2 separate regions of the Mus musculus genome follow, and region 1 is linked to region 2. A link is a loop called in an ENCODE intact Hi-C map of the cell type or tissue named here. Cell type or tissue: left cerebral cortex. All regions are shown on one strand. Each heading gives the region's core, and the rest is flanking DNA. Links, peaks and the distances in the headings are about the cores only. Region 1 overlaps Fam189a1 (family with sequence similarity 189, member A1). Region 2 overlaps Fam189a1 (family with sequence similarity 189, member A1).

Evidence for each region. A loop is a pair of places that touch in the nucleus more often than their neighbours do. Peaks named below come from ENCODE experiments on the same cell type or tissue, not always from the same donor. Only the 100,000 strongest peaks of a DNase experiment are listed, where the experiment ranks them.
Region 1: it touches region 2 in a loop (3-fold over the local background); 2 of 42 quality-filtered maps call a loop at or near these places.

The regions. Positions count from the first base shown.
Region 1 is chr7:64,771,785-64,781,104 of GRCm38, forward strand. Fam189a1 (family with sequence similarity 189, member A1) reads right to left here. Exons shown (of 10, transcript NM_183087.4): 6 at 4,929-5,089; 7 at 3,920-4,055. Among named protein-coding and RNA genes, the nearest start is that of Nsmce3, 97 kb to the right of the region's middle. In left cerebral cortex, for the core only: a CTCF peak has its summit at 1,892 (motif pointing left); DNase peaks (open chromatin) are centred at 2,047, 5,085 and 7,924; H3K27ac peaks cover 2,891 bases.
Region 2 is chr7:64,925,828-64,935,147 of GRCm38, forward strand. The region is part of intron 2 of Fam189a1 (family with sequence similarity 189, member A1); the gene reads right to left. Among named protein-coding and RNA genes, the nearest start is that of Nsmce3, 57 kb to the left of the region's middle. In left cerebral cortex, for the core only: no CTCF peak of the experiment used is centred there; DNase peaks (open chromatin) are centred at 5,384 and 8,488; H3K27ac peaks cover 530 bases.

The sequences.
Region 1 (9,320 bases), core at 506-8,505, 150 kb before region 2:
GACACTGAGTTTGTCAAGTGCACTTCCATCATAGTTGGATACGCAAGGTCAGAAAACCTTGAATTGCCCTGAAGCAATTTTGCTGACCTCAGATCTGTGGCACTTTTCAGCACACTTTACCTACCCTTTACGCTGTTTCTGTATGGTGTTTTCTCCACTGGGGTGACTTTCCTTGTCTCCCACATACCTCAGCCCTTTCCTGATGGTCAGGTGCAGTTCCCCACTAGAGTCCCAGAGAAGGTGAACTGTCCCTGTCCTGCTATCACAGGGACTGTTAATCCCACAAGGCAATAGATTCATGGTTTTATATGCTGTGGCTACGAAGCACTGCTTCAAGTGGTCCCTGGGGTGTGAGCTTGTGTCTAGTCAGGAGCTCTAGTGAGAAAATCTCAGTAACTTTGCTGGCATGGCTGGCGATTCACCTCTGTGACCTCCTGAGGAGCACAGCCTGGAGCCCTGGGGAAGAATGACCTCTGTGCCTAAGCTGCTCAAGGAAGGGAAGAGGTCTGAATGAGCACCCTCGGTTAAAAGACTAAAAATATCCTCTCAGGTGCACACTGGGCATCTCAAATATTCTGGAGGCTGAAGAGGAATGCTCCTTTGAGGCCAGGCATTCAGGGACAACATAGAACTCGACCTTGCATCAGAAAAGAAAAGAAAAGAAAAAAAAATCTTCCCAAGGCTGCCATCTCCCACTCCCCTTTGTCCTGTGTACTACAGTGACTTTACTCATATCCCTCTGTCTCGTTTGCCTTGCCATGACCAGTGCTGCTAGGCAGGTTATACACCCTTTGTCTTGCAGAGGCAAGCAATTAACTTATCCCCCCTCACCCAGAGAAAACTCTCACGCTGTGAAGGGGGCAGCTCCTTGATGTCTGGTCAAGGGAGATGGACCACCCTGGAGGAGGGGGCAGGTGGCTGGCATGGCCTTCTCTCTGAGGACGGTAATGGGTTTCACTCTTTTCTGGACCCCCAGAGATGTCTGTGGAATTGAAAAGTGCTCTGAGACCTGAACATCAAAGAAAACTGGCCAGGGGGCTGCAGGCCCTTAATCAGCAGATGTGTCCCTGCTACACAGGTGGTCTGGAGAGGGGGCCATGGGACATGCTACACACTTACCTGGCCTGCTCCACAGCAGATTGAGTTTGTGTCAGTACCCGCCGAAGGTGGCAGGTTTCTGAGCTAACATAAGCTAACATGACACGGCTTTGACCTTCAGCCCTTTTTACCCACGTTCTCTGAGAGAAATCAAGGAAGAGAGAAGTTTTCAGTGCCTTGAGAGTGTCATATTGATCTCAGAACCACTTATTAACCTGAAGCTTGCTGTGTTCTTCAGGGAAAGAGAAAATTGATGATAAAACATGAAACAATACGCTTCTAGTGTGTAGTGTGTAGTGTGTAGTGTGTAGTGTGTGGGGGGCTCACTAAATGTCCCACTCAAAGTCTGAAGTGACCACCTACACCTGCACTCAGGGAATTACAAGTCCTGCTGGCAAGCAGAAGCTCTGACAGAGCAGAGCCCCGCCCTGTCAGTGTCCACAGGGAAGGGTCCATGGAATCATGATCTGTCCACAAAGCCCTCTCTTTGGAAAACCCAAGTACCTTCTCACAAAGGGAAGCCAAAAAAGTACCTCTGTAGCAGGCAACTGGAATTCTACAGCAGCTGCAGGTCGGCTTGCTGAGGAGCGGGAGATGGCAGCGCCTCCTGTCTGAGACGGCACTGAACTCACATAGGACTACAGACGTGGCTTCTCGGTCCCCACTTCCCAGGATGGAACTGCCCAGTTGCGTCCTGACTTCCTAAGGTCCGCCATCCTCGGAGCTCCTTGCTCTGATCCCTCTGTACCTTCCTCTGGGTCCTGCCATGTGGGTTTGATGCTGCTGCCCCCTTCTGGGCCCTGTACCACATTCTCCTCTAAGGTCCATTCTGTTTTCATCCCTTCATTCACCACAGGCCTTCCCACAGTTCTTTGAGAACTCCAGTTCTCAAAGTCCCGGTAACAGCAGAAGCTGGGACCTGCTAGGGATGCAAATTCCTCACTCAGCCTTCTTCCCTAACCAATCGCTGACTTAGAAATCCTGGGAATAGACCCAGTATTGGGATTCAATTGCCAAGGCTTTGTGGGACTGTGATGTTCACTGGCATCGACAATCCATGGCACACTTCCTCACATCACCAAATCTGAGCTTTCAGCTCTGACATGGATGCCCAAATACAAACAAGGAGCTTCTAAGAACTAAAACCTGTCATCACGACCAAGGTCTTCACTGCTATGTTAATCATAAATGGAAAGCTAGGCCTCATTGCTGAGTCAGAGGTTCCTGCCCAGCATAGAAAGTCTAGGAAAATGGCCATCTAAACTGAGAGACTACAGGGTCTCACTTTCCCTAACCACTAAGCTACCTTGCCTCTCAGGCAAGTTCCCACACCATGACCTTTACCATGCATACAAAAAGAGAATAAGATCCTGGGTCTGCAGCTGCTGCCTGCAACCACTGAGCTACCCAGTGCATTTCAGGGCTGGAGTGGACTCAAAGATGTCACTCAAGGATCCTCTGGTTGTTTCGGGGCAGGTGGGATTCACCAGGCTGGAGCAGGGCTAAGGGAGAATCCCTGTGTTTCTTTTTCCCGTGATACCGACAGCCTGAACACAAGGTCTGTACTCCTAACTGTTCACAGAGTGCATGTACCTCGCTGCCTTTCCCTGTCCCCTGACCCAGCCCACAGAGAGTGATGCACCCTTGTCATCAAGGTTTATCTTTGTGGCGGTGGCGGCGGAGGTTGCACCTGTACAGTGGACAGGCAGCATTCCATCCACAGAGCTTCTTCACGGAATCCATTTCCTGTCAGTGGCTGAGATAAGCACCTGGAATGGCAACTCTCCTCCACCCCTGCAGGTTGCTGGGCTGTCCAGGGTACAGGATGAGAGCCTGAGGTGATGTCAGAAGGCTGCGCCTTGTGCTAGGGCGGTCATGCAGGGGCTAGCAGGGGTCCAGGGAGTAGAGTTTGGACATACCCCGAATGCCCTGTAGACCCCGCATGTTGTGATGCTATCCAACTCTGTGGCTTATGCTTGGGGCCAGCTCTTAGCACATACCGCCTGCGCTACCTGACTGTGTGCCCACCTCTGCCCCACTCCCTACAACTTCCACTTAAGATCTCCCTGGCCCTGCCCCATGACCTCACCTCTCGGTCACACTCAATAAAGACAACAATAATGGTCAAGATAAAGAGGCTACCAGAATGTACCCAGAGATATCTTCTGAGTACAGTATTACCATGTTCCCACCAACACCGTTCCTTCCCCACGTGCTTGACACTGATGTGATTTTGTTTTCCCTCGTCATTTTTCAGATGAGGAAACGAAAGCTCTATAGACACATTCCAAATGCCCGCTGACGGCTGGAACCATGAAGCAGCGGGAGCCCCCGGAATGCACAGCTCAGAGAAAGTCCCAGATACCTGGCAATAAAGGCACATTCCTGGCCTAGGGCTGACTGGCCTCTTATAGATCCATTAGACCATGTGTGCAACAATGGCCAAGGCAGGCCTTGGTCCACTAAGTCCTCAGTCCACAAGCCCAGCTCTTTCTGCTCTGGCCATGGGTTAGAAGCTGTCCCAGTTCCTTCTGTGCCCTCTCCAGACACACTGGGCAGCATGCAAAGCAGACGCATCTGAGTTGGCCGTGTGTCCTGTCACAGGCATTAAGCTGTGTATCCAACGTGCAAGCTTACACATTGATTCTGGGCCGGAGCTAGAATCAGCATCCTAAAGTCTATGCAAGGGACACATATGTTGCATGAAGAGGCTTCAACATAGGGCAGCCACTGGTGACTCTGTCTGAGAGAGGAGCCTTCTAAGGGCAGGCCAGGAGCAGGGCATGCAGAGGAACTGGCCTTGGCAAGGCCTGGGCCTCACCTGGCTGGCGGGCGTCTGACCCACCACAGCTTCATATGGTGGGGGTAGCTCAGCGGGGTACAGGATGCCAGGGCTGTTGATGGCAACATCATACAGAGTGCTGAATGGCGAGGAGGCAAAGTCCAGGTGGAGACCCCTAGAAAACAGAACAGTCCATGACACAGTCAGCCCCTCAGGATGAAGCATGGTGTCTGAGATGACATGGTCCTCCCCTGAGGATGGAACACAGTGTCTGAGATGACATGGTCCTCCCCTGAGGATGGAGCATGGTGTCTGACATGACATGGTCCTCCCTTCAGGATGGAACACCATGCCTGAGATGACGTGGTCCTCCCCTGAGGATGGAGCAGTGTCTGACATTTCCAAGTGTTGACTGTGATCAACTTGTCATGTGGAGAAACCAAAGCCTGAACGCTAGGGCAGGTTTAACTGTTGTCTTTCTTCTGGAACGATGTTCAGAATTTATTAAACACTTCAGCTCTGTCATTTACAATTAAAATAATGATGAAGCTGATGAAATTTCTAATTAATGTTCCACGCTCTGTGATGACTGTCAATCGGGAGCAGCCTTGCACATGTAAGGATATTTAAAAGCTCATCATTGGCCTATGAGACAGACTGTGTGATGCTTGCCTATAATTCTAATACTTGGACACTGAGACAGGAGCATTATAAATATGAGGCCATTTGGGGGCTACATAGAGATATCAAAGCCACCCTGGGGGGCTGTATAGTGAGGTTCTGTCTCTAATAACAACAAAGTAAAGCCATCATCTCACCACCAATATCCCAATGAACAATAACAACAAAATAAAAAAGAAGAAGGAAAGAAATATCCTTTTTGCTGTATTCTAGGTCACAGCTCCTTTCTTCATTCCCTGTCCGTAGGAGGCACAAGTATCTGTACTGGCTCTTACTCTAGTCCCTTCCACCCCTCCTCCCAAAGATGTTTCCTGTCTTCCTCCTTCTCAAACATCATGGGACTCAGGACACCGGACGGAAGACTGACCTGTGGGCCTCCGCTGTGGGTGTACAGGTGTACTCTGGAGGGTAGTAGGGCGGAGGCGGGAGGGGGGCGATAAACTCATCAAAGTCCAGAGTCTGGTGGAGAATGGTGCCGTGGGGAGTCACACAGGCAGCGTTGGCGGAGTGAGACCTATGTGGGAAGAACTGGAAAGCACAGAGAAGCAGCATTATCCCAGATCTCGTATGGCTGGTGGCCAATGGCGCTAAGTGCCCACACCTCACTGTTCAAGCTGCCAAGCCATGACCACTAAACACACACTTGACAGAGAGCAGCTCTGAGAGGGCCACCTTGGAAGTTGCCCTCTGGTCTGCTTCCCACATTGCTAGGCAGAATACCTTTGATTTTTTTTTTTTCTTGGTGAGGTTAAAAACTTCTTTAATACAGTTCTCACTGGGAAACCTCACTCCCGTGACTCTAATGCTTAAACAGTGCAGCTAAAGGACGCTTGCCATGCAGGCTTCAGAAGAAAAGCACTTCATGAGGAAAGGCTAGACTTTGAGCATGCTCACTCTGCAAGTTCCTATCATGTGCTGATCACTTGACACATGCCCCATACACAAGTCCTTCCAAGCCCTGCAAAGTACTTCAGGCCTGTATCTCGAGCCTGGCATGTCTGACACACTTCCCTGTAGCTCACTCTGGCCCCTTGGAACACTAGTGTCTAGGGATCCACACACTTTGTAGGACATTGCTCTAAAGGTGAAGAGTGTTAGCCATGAGCTCCAGAAAGTTCTGTGGGGCAATCAGGTACACGGGATGCCACTTAAAAGTATCAAGGGAAACATACTTTAATGAAATGAGTGCTGTCTGCCTGGATCGCTGTAATAGAAGTACTAATACTTGTTTCTCTTTCCACCCGTGGGTCATTCCTGCCAGAGATTGCATGTTCCACAGAAATACCCTGAGACACCGTTTCATCTATAGGTGTGAAATAAGCCACACTGCGTGGGCTCTGGGCCTTCCCATACATAGCATGTCAGTGAAGTAAGTGGAAAGAAACAAAGAGTCACTTGTACACAGTTAAGCTCAGGTTTGGTAGCAAATACACTCCTCCAATCAGTGTGGGAACAGGGGGTCTGCACTCACGAAGCAGATGATATCTAAATGGACCATCAGAGACTAGGGGGTAGCAAAGGCTGGGGCTACAGGAGAGCATCCAGGCTCAAAAACGGGTGACCAGTGAACGATGTGTTTCAAAAAGGCAAAACAATAAGGCTCTATTCAATTATAATTCTAGGGATATATAGGAGGCAGTGACGATGCTAGGGCTGTGTGGAAGGAAGAACCATGTGGGTGGCAGGGATAGGGTGGGCTGGTGCAGACACAGGGGCAGAGAGTTGGAGAATTTCTGTTCTAGCAGGGGTGAGTCCAGGGTTCAGAATATGATCTAATGCAGTGAAATCGGTGTGCTATGGGCTGATGGCTATATCTGAATGAGGGACGCATCCGATTGAAAACGGCCCCTACCAGCCTTCCCAACACATAGCACATTCCCTGCCCTTTCAGTTAGTCTGGCTCATTGCTGCTTCTTTAATTGTTGGAAATTAAAGGGGGAGGGGGTTGATGGCCGTGAGTGGGCTGGATGTGTGCTGTTATCCTCTGGCTGTGAAGCTGTTAAATCTCCTGCCTGCTCCACAATGGCTTCACAATGGCTCCGAAGTAAGGAGAGCACAAGTGTTCTTGAGGTCTAGTAAGGAAATATTTTAATTAGTCTCTACCAGACGTTAGAAGAGTCACTAAAAGTATACTCAAGCAAAACTAATGAGATGCAAAAACCACCCGACACACAGAGGCCTGACAAAGGTTAAAAAGACCAGGGCACCCATTCCGAGTGACTTTGCCTCTCTTGGGCTGTGCTGGCCCCATCTCTACAGAAGCTCCCAGAGCCCCAGCGCCAAGTGAAGCCTTTTCCTAGGCTTTTTGCCTTTTCTAAGAGGAAGCCCACCAGTCTCACAGGATAGTGTGTGTCCAGTCTCACACCGATAGTGTGTGTCCAGTGAAGACAGGGTCTGCCTTGCAGCTCAAGGTGAAGCCGGAGAGCTTTGTCTTCTGCTCTGAGATGCTGGTGCTGAAAGTCTCCATGACCACATCTCCCAGGCTCCCTGGCCAATGGCTTCATTTAGGCCCTACCCATAGTGGCTGCTAGAGAATTAAAACAGTCTTAGCTCTTCCCATCCCTATTGTCTCCCAGCTCTAAGTGGGTAGTTGGTCCCACGTAAACTCAGCACCTTTCTGTGATCCTTCACCTTCACAAACCTGGATAACCAACTGTCAGAAACATACCAGGTGGTTACTTCCTGTTGTGTTTCGGTGGCGGTCTGCATGAGAATGGCCCTCATGTTTTCACACAGGAGTTTGAACACAGTTGGTAGAACTGTTCGGGAAGGGTTAGGAGGTGTGCCCTTGCTGGGTTAAGAGTGTCAATGGGGGCAGACTTTGAGGTTCTTAAAGACTCCCTTCCTATTTCCACTTATCTGTCTGCCTCCTATCCTGTTTGTGCTTCGAGATGTGAGCTCTCATCTCCACTGATCCTGCCACCTTATCACTGTATCTTCATCCTACTGCCATGCACTGTGACCCTCTGGAACTGTAAGCCCCTCAAGATGCTTTCCTTTATAAGTTGCCTTTGTCATGGTGTTTTAATCCCAGCAACAGAAAATAATGACTACATAGACTGTCAGGCTGCCTTCGTTTTACTGCCCTATTCTTTCCTAATTGGAGCACAGCACACACTCAGCCAGCATTGGCTGAGTGGATGGATGGATACCTCTCTGCTATGGTAGTGTTCTTGCTCTTCTGCCCCCAAGAAGCAGCCAACAGGGCAGCTCAGAAAGCTAGCAAGCTGCCTAGTCTCTGCTTCTGGGATGCAGCCTCCATCTTGTGCAGGAGCTATTTTTAAAGCAGCCCAGATGAGCTCATGCTGTTGGGAACAAAAAAAAAATCTTTGATCATCAAGGTTCTTCGCACTGAATCCTACCCAGTTTCCAGCCTCCCTCCAGCCGGTGCCAAACACCCCCTGCTTTGAACAAGGTCTGTTCAGCCATCCTTCATACCACACGTTCTTTGTTTCCTCTTTCTAGCAACTTAGCTCCTTCTCACTTGCCAGGCCTCCTTCAGGCCCAGGCAGAACATCAGCGACTGGAAGGTTTGTCTGCCAGCCCACATCCTCCATACTCAGGCTCCCTGCTCTGGGGCCTCATGTCTACAACAACATGGGCAGGTATAAAGCGTGATTCTGCATCTCCTCAGGAGGGTAAGAAATGGGCTGTAAGACATCTCTTCTGTCTGTCCTGGCTGGTTCTGTCTTCCCTGGGCTATCTAAACCACACAGACACCAGTACACTTGTGGGTGGGAAGATGGCTGAGGTGTTCACAGATACACCCTGGGTTTGTCACTCATATAATAACAGTGTGCTCCTGAGACCCTAGGTCCTGTCTGTTAGGAGGGAGGGGACTTCTTCCGGGAACATAGGTCCCTGAAAGCAAGGGGCACCGAGAACTTCAGTTACTTGGCCCTGGGCAGCTTCCAAAGGCCTACAACACAAAGCTCCTAAATTTAGGCTCGGCCCACACAGCCTAGCTTCTATAGACTGGAGGAGACCATGAAGAGGTTAATGGACCTCAAACTATGAGTCAAATGCCTGGTCTACAGACACTGGCCAACCGCTGAGCACCACATGACTTTGGGCACTTTACTGACCTATCAGTCTCAGGCTCCCTTTGCTTGGAGCTACCAGGATTGTAATATGAAATGCCATCCTCTGTCACAGATTCACTCAGCAGCATCAAAAGGCTCAAACGGAAGCCTCTGTCATAGTCTCTAGCTCTGTCTGGTGTCTCCATGTCTGATCTGCTGCAGGGAACAAGGTGAAGAGCGGGGTTGGTCGGCAAAAGTCTGGATGTCTCCTGGTGGGATTTGCCTGGCGCCTGTTCAGCACTGCCTTCCAGCTCCCCCCACCCCCAGGAACAGAGGCTGTCCCCAGCTTTCCTTTGGCACTCTGGCTCTCTCTGGATAGCAAACTCCTGCGGGTGGGGTATGACCTTGAGAGTCCCACGCACCTTCTAGTTCCATGCTCACACTTATTAGGCCTATGCAAAGCGAACACCCACCTGCCCTTTCCTAGGGGGTTCTACTTAATGAACCCTGTGAGCAGAGGTGAGAACACAGAGCAATCCTATGAGATGACTGTGACAAACTAAGCTATGTAACAGCTGAGGATGCCTCTGAGGCGAAGGTGGCTCTGAGGGAAACGGGGGTGGGGGGAGGGGGACGAAATTACTTTTACAAACAAAACCAGAAACGACACTGGAGACACTTAGGAGGTAAAAAAAACAAACGCCATCTCTACTGAGCTATGTCAAAAAACGGAATTG
Region 2 (9,320 bases), core at 909-8,908:
GAAGTAGGGGACAGGCTCATACCAGCAATTTGCATGTGTGTGTGTGTGTGTGTGTGTGTGTCTATGTGTGTATTCTTTCTGAATTTCACATCATGCGCCCCAATCCCACTTATCTCCCATTCTCTTCATGTCTGTCCTCCACCCTTGCAACTTCCCATTCAAAATGAAAATAAAAAAAACAAACAGAAATCTCACTGTGTGTGATGGTTTGTATTTGCTCAGCCCAGGGAGTAGCACTATTAGGAGGTGTGGCCTTGTTGGAGTAGGTGTGTCACTGTGGGCATGGGCTTTAAGACCCTCATCCTAGCTGCCTGGGAGCCAATCTTCTGCTAGCAGCCTTCAGATGACGATGTAGAACTCTCAGCTCCTCCTGCACCATGCTTGCCTGGATGCTGCCATGTTCCTGCCTTGATGATAATGGACTGAACCTCTGAAAGTGTAAGTCAGCCCCAGTTAAATGTTGTCTTTTATAAGACTTGCCATGGTCATGGTGTCTGTTCAAAGCAGTAAAGGCCTAACTAAAGCACTGTGGAAGCTGCAGGTTGTCACTGTGTGTCACACATCATACCCTTTTGTCCACACTCCTCTGCTTACAAATGTTCACAGCAATGAGTCATGGGTCTCGTTTGAGGCCTCAGGCTTCTGCTACTCTATCAATACTAGATCCTCCCTCCTCTAGGATATCCTGCTGTTACCCTGAGTTATGGAGATCCTCAAGTTTCAGATCTGCTGCAGGACCAGCCCCTCATGCACTCCAGCAGTTCATAGATGGGTAGATGTTGGGGTGAGCCAACTCAAAGCACTGGATCTGAACCTAGGTGATAGCTGAGTTGGTCAGCCCAGCAGCTTTCCTGTACTAACACTGCCAGGGTCAGGTCTCCGGGTCTCTAGCTAGCTCACTCAATGCCATAGCTGTTAATGAGCAGGGCTGGCTCTCTTGTTCACATGCTCTAAGGGCCAGATCACCCATACCCCCATACCCCACAAGAGCCAGCTCAACTGTGCTGCCAAGGTGAGGTGCAGGGCCACTCTCCCAAGTTACATAGCCAGCAAGCAGCAGGGCCAGCTCTGTGCAGCCCTTGAATATCAGCATGGACCCAGACACCAGCCCAGACCAGGGATGCCCAAATGGCCTTTGCTGGTAATATGAGCCACAGACATCAACACAGACCCAGACATGGCCTTCAGTGGCACCACAGGCAGGGAATTCACCATGGCCTCAGGTGGCATCTCAGGCTACTCACATCAGGCTGTTCCTCTCCAGCCTCAGGTCTCCATTTCTGCCTCTCTTCATAGTGATCAAGCCATTCTGCTTCTCTTTCTCTCCCACCTCTCCACATACTTTTACTCATAGTGGCTGGCCTAGCCTCCGAATGTCTACTCTCTGCTGGCAACTCTTAAGGATGAGCAGTCTGCACAACTGAGTCAAGTTGTATGTGTGTGCCAGCACCCTCCTCTACTTGCTAAAGCTGCCTCTCAACCAGGGGTACCAGCTAACAACTAGCACCCCCCACATGTGTGCTGGAATTAAACAATGAAGCAAATAAACAGCAAACGGCAAGGGCTATCTCACTATTGAAGTGAGAGCAGGGGAAGGAGGCTAGGATGAGCCTGTGGCCCAGACTGTCACAGAAGCCATCACTCTGACCTCATGTTTAGGTTTAGGTATAGATACAAATGGCTACTGAGAGAAACATTTGAAGATACAAATATATAGTGTTGACCCTTCACAATAGTCACAAATAATATAAAATAGCTTGGTGTGACTTTAATTAAGTAGGTGAAAGATCCATATGATAAGAACTTCAAGTCTCTGAAGGAAGAATTCTAAGATCTCAGAAGATGAACAGATCTCCCAAGCTCAAGGATTGGCAGGATTGATATAGTAAAAATGGCCATCTTGCCGAAAGCAATCTACAGATTCAATGCAATCCCCATCAAAATTCCAACTCAATTCTTCACAGAGTTAGAAAGGGCAATTTGCAAATTCATCTGGAACAACAAAAAAACCGAGGATAGCAAAAACTATTCTCAACAATAAAAGAACTTCTGGGGGAATCACCATGCCTGACCTCAAGCTGTACTACAGAGCAATTGTGTTTAAAAACTGCATGGTACAGCGACAGACAGATAGATCAATAGAATAGAATTGAGGACCCAGAAATGAACCCACACACCTATGGTCACTTGACCTTTGACAAAGGAGCTAAAACCATCCAGTGGAAAAAAGACAGCATTTTCAACAAATGGTGCTGGCTCAACTGGCAGTTAACATTTAGAAGAATGCAAATCAATCCATTCTTTTCTCCTTGTACGAAGCTCAAGTCCAAGTGGATCAAGGACCTCCACATAAAACCAGCGACACTGAAACTTATAGAGGACAAAGTGGGGAAGAGTCTCGAACATATGGGCACAGGGGGAAATTTCCTGAACAGAACACCAATGGCTTGTGCTATAAGATCAAGAATTGACAAATGGAACCTCATAAGATTGCAAAGCTTCTGTAAGGCAAAGAACACTGCCAATAAGACAAAAAGGCAACCAACAGATGGGGAAAAGATCTTTACCAATCCTAAATCTGATAGAGGGCTAACATCCAATATATACAAAGAACTCAAGAAGTTAGACTCCAGAGAACCAAATAACCCTATTTAAAAAACGAGGTACAGGGCTAAACAAAAGAATTCTCAACTGAGGAATACTGAATTGCTTAGAAGCACCTAAAAAAAATGTTCAACATCCTTAATCATCAGGGAAATGCAAATCAAAACAACCCTGAGATTCCACACCAGTCAGAATGGCTAAGATCAAAAACTCAGGTGACAGCAGATGCTGGCAAGGATGAGGAGAAAGAGGAACACTCCTCCATTGCTGGTGGGATTGCAAGTTAGTACAACCACTCTGGAAATCAGTTTGGTGGTTCCTCAAAAAATTGGACAAAGTACTACCAGAGGATCCAGCAATACCACTCCTGGGTACATACCCAAAAGATGTTCCAACTTGTAATAAGGACACATGCTCCACAATGTTCATAGCAGCCTTATTTATAATAGCAAGAAGCTGGAAAAAAAAACAGATGTCTCTCAACAGAGGAATGTGGTAATACAGAAAATGTGGTACATTTACACAATGGAGTACTACTCAGCTATTAAAAACAATGAATTTATGAAATTCTTAGTCAAATGGATGGATCTGGATGATATTATCCTGAGTGAGGTAACCCAATCACAAAAGAACACACATGATATGCACTCACTGCTAAGTGGATATTAGCCCAGAAGCTCAGAATACTCAAGATACAATTTGCAAAACACATGAAACTCAAGAAGAAGGAAGATCAAAGTGTGAATACTTTGATCCTTCTTAAAAGGGGGAACAAAATACCCATGGAAGGAGTTACAGAGATAAAGCAGAAACTGAAGGAATGACCATCCAGAGACTGCCCCTCCTGGGGATCCATCCCATATACAACCACCAAACCCAGATACTATTGTGGATGTCAACAAGAGCTTGCCTGATATAGTTGTCTCCTGCTAGACTCTGCCAGTGCCTGACAAATACAGAAGCAGATGCTCACAGCCATCCATTGGACAGAGCATAGGTTCTCCAAAGAAGGAGCTAGAGAAAGTACCCAAGGAGCTGAAGGGGTTTGCAGCCCCATAGGAAGAACAACAATATGAACTAACCAGTACCTCCAGAGCTCCTAGGGACTAAACCACCAACCAAAGAGTACACATGGTGGGACTCATAGCTCTAGCTGCATATGTAGCAGAGGATGGCCTAGTTGGTCTCCTCAAGGGAGGAGAGGCCCTTGGTCCTGTGAAGGTTCTATGCCCCAGTATAGGGGAATGGCAGGGCCAGGAAGCGGGAGTGGGTGGGTTGGTAAGCAGGGGTAGAGGGTAGGGTATGGGGGGTTTTCAGAGGGGTAACTAGGAAAGGGGATAACATTTGAAATGTAAATAAAGAAAATATCTAATAAAAAGTATATAGTGTTGATAAGAACATACATTTTCTAATTTTGTCAACTGAGGAGACCTAGAAGCAAAGAACTCAAAACATACTCATAGGCCAGCACCCAGGTTTCTCAACAGTGTTCTCCAACAAAAGAAATCCAGAACTGAGCCTCCGAGCCTCCTAGGGGAAACAGCTGATTTGCTCAGGAGCTTGGTGGGAAACAAGATGAGCCAGGATGTATTTTAATACTAGAAAGTAAAGAAATGATGAGATGGATTGGGAATACATTTGCCTAGCACAGGGGAGATCCTGGGTTCAATTCCCAACACGCACACGCACACACACACACACACACGCACACACACACACTACACCAAAGGTCAACAGCCTAGCAATGCTGGAACTGTATTAGCATGGCACAGGAGTTGAATGGAAATAAATTCAACAATATAAAGCAATGTTGAATAAACATTGAGTAAAAGAGCACAAATAGAAGAAGGTTAACCTTTCCCAGAGATATCTTAGTACCATTCCGTCCACCATGTGAGCAAGATCAACCTCCAGACTTTACTGTGCATCATGACACTGTGAGCCCATGAAATTATGGGATGAGGATGGCGTTTTCCCCTGTAGTTTTTCCTCCAAACTCCATTGAATACAGGAGCCAAACATCAAACTGAGGAGGGGAAGGGGAGGGGGTAAGGGGAGGAGAGAGATAAGGAGTAGAGGGAGAGGAGAGAGGAGGGGAGAGGGACAGGAGAAGGAAGGGAGGAGGAAGGAGACAAGGAAGAAGGGAGAGAGAAAAGGAGAGGGAGTGGGAGGTGAAAGGAGAGAGAGAGAGAGAGGGAGAGAGAGAGAGAGAGAGAGAGAGAGAGAGAGAGAGAAGGAAAGTGAGAGGGGGGAAGAAAGGGAGAAGGATAAGGAGGGAGAGGGATGGGGGAGGGAGACAGAAAGGAAGGGAGAGGAAGGGAGAGGTTGGGAGAAGAAGAGAAGGGAGGTGGTGAAGGAGGGTAGAGGGATGTGGGGTCATACCAGATTCAACCCCTAACGCGGCATCCTGGATGAGATCTGGGCATACACTAAAGAACTATGAGTTAACTGTGGGCTTGAATTAATAATGCTGCATTAGCACTGGCTTATTAACTTTCATAAATGCACTGCCCAAATCCAAGATGTGACCAGTGGAGGAAACCCAGGGCATACTTTAGACAGCCACCCTAGTTTCCCATACATGTGAAACTGCTCTAGAAGATGACGTTTATTTTAGAAGTCCAAACAGCAATCACAAAGCATAAATATCTCCCACAGTCCCACTCTACCTCCCTGTAAGCTGCTTTTATAAATAAGTGGATGCTGGCTGCTCCAATCCCCAGGGCTGAGCACAAGTACTGTATTTTCACAACACCTACAGCATGCCAGTGAGCTGTCAACTGCCCTGATTTCATCCCTGAATCAAATTAATTCACAGAGGAGATGAGTTTCAGTCCAAATGAATGGGCTTAATGTAACGTTTGCTTGCTTGATGTAGGAAGAAAAAAATGTTAGCGTGTGGTTTTTAGCCACACCAAAGAGGGGTTGCTTCTCAGTTTGCATCGGGCATGCTGATCACCAGCTGGCATATGCCTTCTGAAAAACAGGCCCTCTGAGCACGCAGGGAAGACCCAGCACTGCAGGTTGGGCATCTTACCACCCTAAGAACAATCTAGACAACTAGAGGCTTCCCAGATGACATCTGAACAGGAACGTACAGCATTAATGCTGGCATACCACGCCCATCAGTGACAGCATGGTACTAACATACCAAGAAGACAAGCTGAGCAGCTGGGCTAAGACAAGCTATTCACCTGTGCACGTGCCATCTTCTCATGGCGGCAGAACTACCTAAGCCAGAAATAGAGCATTCATATGTCAAGTTCCTGGTAACCCAGGGATCTCAGGGATGGGGACTGGTGCCTGATAGAACAAAAGTCCAGGTTTCACTACAACTAAGTTGCGGGCAGATTTAAGGTATTTAGCCAGGAGTACCAGAGAGAAGGGAATGCTAGCCACGGGAGGCTTAGAAGAGCCCAATTGCTGCCTTATGGCTCTAAAGCAGGTTAAAAATGAGCTATGTGAGTGTGTGTCTTTTATCCACAGATCCAAGGAAACAAGGGCAGTGGCTAGTAGCGTGGCCTACCCAGATCTTAAAGCAGGGAAGTAGAAACTACATGGTGCCCAATGCCAGTCATGCAGCATGAATCCACCTGAGGCAGTAGAGGTGGATAGTTGGGTGTCTAAGGAGAGGAACATGGTATTGCCCCAGAACAAAACTGCATTTCACTAAGTTCTTTTGACACTGTCAGCCATCACCTCTGTTAGGCCTGGGTGAGGAGCGCTGGCTCAGTGGCACTAAAGCACAGATGACATATGTCAACAATTTGCACAGTCAATGTGATGATAATCTATGGTTCGCTAGGATAAAACTACTAATAACCAACAGAAAATGTGCCTTAGTCTAATGTATGCCAATGCTAGGCTCACACAAAGGTCACAGGGAGTTGCTAGGCTCCTCTTCTTGCCCTGGGGTGGGGGGTGGGGGGTGGACCAGATGAAAAAACAAAAAACAAACAAACAAGAAAAACAAAACAACAACAAAAAAAACCAGGCAACGCAAAGCCTGGTGTGTGGCTCACATCTGTAATCCCAGCTCTGGGAGGCTGAGGCAGGAGGAGCAACAATGGTCTGGCTACACAGCAAATCCCATGCCAGTGTGGATTACAGTGTGAGATCCTGTCAAGAGAGGAAGGGAGGGAAGGAGGGAGGGAGGGAGAAAGAAGGGAGGGGGAGGGAGAAGGAGGGAGGAGGGGAGAGGAGAGCACAAGGGAGAGAAGGAGGGGAGGGGAGGGGGAAGGGAAAGAAGAAAGGGAAGGGGAAGGGGAAGGGGAAGGGAAGGGAAAGGGAAGGGGAAGGGGAAGGGGAAGGGGAAGGGAACGGAAGGGGAAGGGGAAGGGAAGGGGAAGGGGAAGGGAAGGGAAAGGGAAGGGAAGGGGAAGGGAAGGGGAAGGGGAAGGGGAAGGGAACGGAAGGGGAAGGGGGAGGGGAAGGGGAGGGAAAGGGGAAGGGGGAGGGGAAGGGGAAGGGGAAGGGGAAGGGGAAGGGGAAGGGGAAGGGGAAGGGGAAGGGGAAGGGGAAATTCCAAAAGGAACACGAATTGAAAGCACACCATTCTGAAATGGTGACTACAATGCAGTCTGGTGGCCGTAACTTTACAGGTGAGTACTGGGTGTCAAATGTGAAACCCAAGATTCCCTGCCCAGCACTGTGGCCTATGCATTTACGCTGCTTACACATAGGTACCTGCTAAGGGAAGTGCAATGTTGGACAGTCTTTAAATAGGACAAAAGAGTGGACTCTCATTTGGTGAAAGTCTACAGAGTTTGGGGTTTGTTGTTGCATTTATTTTGTATTCCCTGGCAACTGACTGGGTGGCTCAAGAAGTCCTCTTTCAACCTGTGGTGCTGTGGTAAGGACTTGGCAGTGTCATGATGGGCCTGGTGGCAGACACCCTTAATCCCAGCTCTTGGGAGATGGAAGTGTGAGAATCAGAGGTTCAACACCATGCTCACAGAGAGCCTGAGGCTACCCTGGGTTACATAAAACCTTGTCTTAAAAACCAACAAACAGACCAATCAAGCAAGTAATAATTGCTAAGAAGCAATATTGCCAAGAACAAGAGCAGAGCAATAATGTGGTTCTCGGGCTCCTTCTTTGGGGAACTCAGAGAGCCGCACTACTTTCCTAGGTGCTTTTAAACGTGTTATCTCTAACACGCTGCACACCACAGTTCACTGCAAGGATCTGGGCCAGGCCAACTGTATTCCTTTCAGACAACTAGTGCGGTAAAGCAGTGAGACCCTGATGAGACCCTCAGGGACATGAAGCATGACAACAGTAAATGGCTGCTCCTGCCATGCTGGGAAGCCAGGAAGAGGCCTGGGGGTGGGGGTGGGGAGTGGCCACAACCTGCCTTTGGAAGAATTGAAAGCAACATCTCAAGCTGGGTTAAGAGCTGATCTTGCTGGGGCTGTGGTTACCTGGGCTGGAGAAGGTGGTGAGGGGGTACAGAGAGGGGTTGAACGATGGCACAGAAGTGGCCTGGAACAGGATGAATGACTCCTATTCTCTAGCACAGTACGAAATCCTCAGTGATTAACAATTATGTACTTAAAATGGGTGGCAGAAATGATGTTGAATGTTCCCAACACAAAGATAGAAATGCTTAAGTTTATATGTGTGTGTGTGTGTGTGTGTGTATACACCATATGCCAGTTACCCTATATGACATTATACATGGCACACATTCTTGAAATGGTACTCTGTCATACAGATATGTACAATTACAATATTTTCACTAATTAAATAAATCATGATAACACTTTTAGAAGATATGAATAAGTTAGAGCATAAATAACAAAGAGAATAGATGACTCATAATCTAAATTAAATAACCATTACCCACACAGCCTCTCTGAAGCCTCCTCCACACGAGTGTATTCAACTCCTGAGCTGTGAGACCAGAAAAGTCTGTGAAGGGCGGGTGAGGAGGCTTAGAAGTGAATCATTAGTCCCAGAAGAAGGAAAGGCTGACTGTCAACTGGGCCTTATGATAAGGGTGGCCTGGACAGCTATCTGGATGCATAGCACAGAAAACCACCTCCTTATAAGTCACGTTTCATCCCTGGTGAAAAATACATGCACTTCTTTCTGGGGAACCTGGTCTTGAGGGACAAATGGACAATTACATGCATTTAGATGCATTAATATTAAAATTCAATGGTCTTACTTTCTTCAGCACAATACCTCTCTGTCTTGATTTATATTTGTTTTAGCATTACATTATTCTTGTGGCTTTATCTGCTTATTTTCCATGGAAAAAATAAAATCATTAATTTTCAAAGACAATCCCATGTTGTGAGTTGAACTCTGTCTTCCTTGACATTCATATATTGGCATCCCAAACCCCAAGACCTCACCTGTGGCCTTATTTAGACCACCACAGTCAGCATCCATAGAGATGAAGCAGTACTAGAACAGAAGGGTCCCAACCCAATCCAACTGTGTCCTTATACAAAGAAGAGAACCGAGCAGGGACATGGGGAGGATGTCATGCCACCAGGAAGGTAGATACCAGAGTGACATATCTATGAACCAAAGAAGAAAAGTTTGCCATCGAACCACCAAAGCTTGTAGCTGTTCCTGGGAAAGGCTGTTGGGAGGGAGCAACTCTGCCAACACCATCACCTCCAGCTTCAGCCTCCAGAGTACAGAGAGTACTGAGACAGAGTACTGAGACAGAGTACTGAGACAGAGGAAGTTTCTGTTGCTTG